Regions from separate parts of the Homo sapiens genome. Here region 1 is linked to region 2. A link is a loop called in an ENCODE intact Hi-C map of the cell type or tissue named here. Cell type or tissue: CD4-positive, alpha-beta T cell. All regions are shown on one strand.

The links. Peaks named below come from ENCODE experiments on the same cell type or tissue, not always from the same donor. Only the 100,000 strongest peaks of a DNase experiment are listed, where the experiment ranks them.
Region 1: a loop joins it to region 2, with 8 times the contacts of the local background. A loop is called at or near these places in 1 of 110 quality-filtered maps.

The regions. Positions count from the first base shown.
Region 1 is chr14:98,551,133-98,553,632 of GRCh38, forward strand. No RefSeq gene overlaps it. Among named protein-coding and RNA genes, the nearest start is that of LINC02914, 160 kb to the right of the region's middle. In CD4-positive, alpha-beta T cell, no CTCF peak of the experiment used is centred here; no DNase peak of the experiment used is centred here.
Region 2 is chr14:99,234,073-99,236,572 of GRCh38, forward strand. All of the region lies in intron 2 of BCL11B (BCL11 transcription factor B), which reads right to left. Among named protein-coding and RNA genes, the nearest start is that of BCL11B, 37 kb to the right of the region's middle. In CD4-positive, alpha-beta T cell, no CTCF peak of the experiment used is centred here; DNase peaks (open chromatin) are centred at 429, 989, 1,319 and 1,749; H3K4me3 peaks cover 2,500 bases; H3K27ac peaks cover 2,500 bases.

The sequences.
Region 1 (2,500 bases), 680 kb before region 2:
AAACCACCACGGCACACATTTACCTATGTAACAAACCTGGATGTCTTGCGCATATATCCTGGAGCATAAAATAAAATAAAATAAAATAAAATAAAATAAAATAAAACAAAATAAAATAAAATTTAAAAATAGCTCCTAATCCAGCTCGGTGAGACTCAGGAGCAAACTTCAGAGGAGTATTTTATTATGGTTGGCAAGGAGCAGGAATATGTCAAAGGTGCTGGTGTAGGAGACTGTCCTTCCTCTGACTTGTGTTAGGCCAGACATTCTGAAGTAGACGTGACCATTCCTAGGTTTCTTGAAACCTTAAGCAAGGGGGTCCTCATTTATCCCAGTGCCTGGCCCACTGAATCTCAGTAAGGAAATACGTACTAAATGCAAGGCTGGAACTCCAGAGCATTTGCCTAATGAACAAAAGAACCGTACTGAGTTCTACTGAGGGCATATGCCAGGCAGGAACTCGGGGGAGGCATGAGTGTCCATATGTGGCATCAGAGAAGGAGGAGGCAGAGGTCACCGGGCTGCCTTCTGGTGGGCAAGTTGGAGGAGGGTAGGCCACTCAGAGCAGATGCAAGGAAGTAAAAATGAGTTTCCCCTCAACTCTACCTGCTCCAGCTCATTCCACTTGGTTCTCTAGGAATACTGAGGTCATTCTCGCCCTCCATGCCCACCCCATGCCTACAAACCCACTTGTGCTTCACATACATAAATTGCTGGATCCCGTGGCCACCAGACCTTGAAATCAGTTCTACAGTGTGTTTTCAAACGTGTGGAAGACCCAGCTATCCATCCCTTCTTATCCACAGTCCCTTGGGAATGAAAGGGCAACAATAGATTCATTTCACAAAAATCATCACATTTACATATTTTTATCATGAGCTCAACGAATGATTTTAATTAAACCGTTTTTAAAGAGGGTAGAGAGGAAGAAAGGCAAGATGGTAAATATTTAACACCTAATCAAGGGGAGAGAAGCGTGAAGCTGAAGCCCTCATTAAGCTGCACAGAGGAGGGGGGCTTTGGAAGCTGCCCGGGTTGGAGCCCCTGCCCTCCCTTATCAGGGAGGTGACACTGGGCCAGCTGTGTCACCTCTTTGGGCCTCATGTTTATCATCTAGGAAAATGGGGAGAGTGCCAACCTTCTGGGATTATTGTCAGGAGGGCCTAATGACATTAGCAATAATAATGGCCAACATTTCTGGAGTAGAAACTGTGGCCAGGCATTTTATCCATATTGTAGCATTGAATCCTTGCGTTGACACTGTAAAGGAAATGCTGTTCATTTCCTCAGTTTACTTAGGAATAAACTGAAGTTTAGGGAAATTAAATATCTTTCTCAAGGTCTCATAGATTGGCCTTTAAACTCTGGTTGTCACAACCCAGGGCACACATTTTTTGCTATTATTTTATCTTGCCTAAACTCTAGTGCCTGAATCACATATGTACACACTCCATTTCTAAAGTTCAAGCCAAAGAGCTTGTCCAAATATGCAACTTGTCCAAGAAATCCAAATATCTTCCTAATTATTTCTACTATGACTTCTAATACCATCATATATTAGTAGAGCATCTTACAAAGCATGCTTGCAAATCTTTTCCATCAGAAACACAGAGTGGCCAGAGATTAGAAGAGTTAGATCGTTCCACCAGGGGCACCTTTTACATGGAAGCAGGCTGCATGAGACCAGCTTTCCACCATCCAAGCACCTGTTTCAGAAATTGGTCAGCCCCGAGAGGGGAAGACCTGAGGGCAAGAAGAGAACCTCAGACCCCAACTCTCGGGCATCCCCTGATCCATGGTCATTTTCAGGAGGTAAGATTTCAGTCTGTCTCATTTGGAGGGTGATTGGATGCACGAAATTCAGCCAGGATGCAGGAGATGGGGGTAAATCTTAAAGCGCGGCCCTTTCAGCACTGTGCTAAGTGCTCTGTTGAGATAATTGTATGGCTGTTTCTGCAATCAGTTCTGAGAAAATTGCTCCTCCCAAATTAGCTTCCCCTTATGCAATAATTTTTAGTTGATGGCATGGAATCACAGCAAAAAAAAAAATCATATATATATATGAGCAAATACTGGACAAATCGACAGGATACATTAAAAGAAAAGGACACTTTGATGTATGTTACAAATATATCTGAATAATACTCCCACGGAAAAAGTTTCCATCCATTTTCCTCTCTCCCTTTTTTCTGCCTTTCCTTCCTCTTTCCCACCTTCCCTTTTTCTCCTTTCCTTCCTTCCCTTCCTCATCCTCTCTCTTCCTTCCTCTTTTCCTTCTTTTATTCCTTCTCTTCCTCCTCCCCACTTTTTCTTTTTATTCTCCTCTTTTCTCTTCCTCCACGTTCTCACCTGTTCTTCCTCTTACTTAATTACAATGCTGTCTGGTCTACTAACTTTCTGAATCAAGGAGACAGATTTGATCTTCCAGGCAGAGTTCTATGAAGAAAGACAGCTTTCACAAAGCTTTCCACGTAGGTAGTTATTTAGCATTACCCTCGTC
Region 2 (2,500 bases):
GGCATGACTCCATGGATACGAAATGTTCATAAGAGGCAAATCCACGGACACAGAAAGTAGCAGTTGCCAGGGGCTGGGGGGAGCCAGTAGGGGTGTGAGGGGTGGCTAATGGGCACAGAGTTTCTTCGGGGGGTGATGAAAATGCTCGGGACTTAGACAGGAGTGACGGCTGCACGACATTGTGAATAGATCCAAAACCACTGATTGTACACTTTAAAATGGTCAATTGTACATCATGTGACTCTTACCTCAACTTGAAAAAACAGCCTCAGTACCTGTCCCAGGCTACCTCCCAGCCCCCATCCTTCCTCAGAGGAGGGGTATTTGCCTTTAAAAGTGAAGCTGGGAAATCCAGAAAGCACTTAAGGAGCGCTTGAGATGTGGGACAGGGTATGCACCCACACACGCACAGAGGAAGCCACCAGAGCTCCCAGGCCGCACAGCCTTGAGGACCGAGAGGACTGGATTCAAATTCCTCCTCGGCTGTCTCCTGGCCTCGTGACTGAAGGTGAGTCACTTTCTCAGAGCCTCAGCTCCCTCAACTTTAAAGGAAGGGTCAGGTCAGCCCTGAGCCAGAGCCGGAGATCCAGGAAACTCACCAAACGGTCACTATCATTCTCTTGCTTTCCATTCTGAAACTTTCCCCACTCCCTATGGTCCTTTCCAAGGCATCATCGCTGCCCAGCGAAGAAAGCAAGAGGATGTTCTCTGAGCATAGCAAAGCGCCCTGCAAAGACCTGCAAGACACTCCCAAAAAAACGCTGGCTTTGGAGGTCTATGCACAAAAAAAAAAAAAAAAAAAAAAAAAGTCTAAAAATAAGGCCCCTAAAATGCCTCTTCTTAGGCTCCAAAACAGGGCAATGCTAGATAAGCTCATTCTTGATGCCTTCATGGGTTTAAGCATTCCACAGGGGTCTGTCACCCGTCTCTCTTCTAGAGGGACTTTGCAGAGGCTCCTGCTCCGTTCCTCACACATGCGCACTCACCCAGCGAACACGCCCACCGCCGAGGAGCGTGGAGACACAAAAACGCCTGGAAAAGCCCCATCCGGGTTTCAGGGGGAATTCGAGCCTTCCCCACCCCTGAAGCCTCTGGGGCGTCCCCTCCCAAATGGGAGGATTACAGATTCCATGTTCAGAGCTGGAGAGAGGTGGTCTGGAATACACTGTGCAGGAGACGAGTATTTTTCTCCCTACTGGTGCCTTTCAATTGATACATTTTTTTAAGCTGAGAACTCCTACTGATAGTGCAGAAATGAGTCATAGATCAAGGAAGGAGACAGCCAGGGAGGCAGCGCGTGTGAGTGAGGGACACTGGCAAGGGAACCTGACAGTCCCCGCGCCCCCTCCCCCCATGCCAAGACATTAATTCTCACAAGTCGGAGAAAATTACTATGCATGAATGCAAAAAGCATGATCAGGAGTAATTAACATGGCTTCATATGCAAATTTTATTAATGCAGAAGTACAAAGTCATTATGCAAATGAAACTTACGTCAACTCTCTTGACAAATATTCATCTCTGAGGCTCAAGTTTCTCCCTTTTTATTTATTTATTTATTTATTTTTCTCTCCCCCCTCTCTTTTATCTTGGGCTTCTTTTTTTTTTCTTTTTTCTTTTTTTGGTGGGGGAAGGACAGCGGGGGGAAGGAGGTGGCGCTGGTGGACGCTACAGCGGTGGCAGCAGCAAGCCACAAGGACTGTTTGACAAGTTTGCAAAGTTGTTTTCCAACCAGAGAAATTTATTCTTGCATTGTTGATTTTTTTTTCTTTTTTTTGGTTGTTGGCAGGTACAAGACAGCTCATAGGAGAAGGGGGAAAAAATTAAAAAAATTAAAAAAAAGCTCTGGGCAGCAGGCAGCCAATCAAAACGCCAGAGCCTGTAATGAGGGCGATTGATGGCTGTTTGGCTTTTACTGCAGGGTAATGAACTAGAATCCAGTCTGAGGAGGGGGAAAAATATGAATATTCATGAGACTGTGCTCCTGCCTTTGATGATTAAAGAAATTTTTAATATTCAAATAAGCGCTTGCCAAGTGATTAACAAAGAACAAGCACGCAGAAATATGGAAATGGGAGCCGGGAAAGATTTGAGAGGCGAACGTACTGTGCAGGAAAGGCAGCGCCAAATTTCATAAACAAGATAGGCAGATAACCCAATTCGCACGCGGGCAAATAAAAATATTTTTTTCTGATCACTTAAATATTTTGCCAGCTACTTTGTCTTAAGGATGATAGAAAAAAAATGCTAAGTATTAAGAGCGTGAGGGGGAAAAGAAATAACGTGAAGTCAAATGCCTGGCTCACATTTAAAAATCATTATCCTGATCCTAGCTCATCTCCTCCCACCCCAACGGGAAATTAGGATTCTTTTTCCGGTTTGCTACAGAGGGAAGATGGAGGAGAAGCCAGCACAGACTTGAAACTCCAGTGTGTGAGATTCAGGCCTGCCTGTTCTGGGTAGGCACAGGCATGAACTGTGGTCATCTGGCACTTCTAGG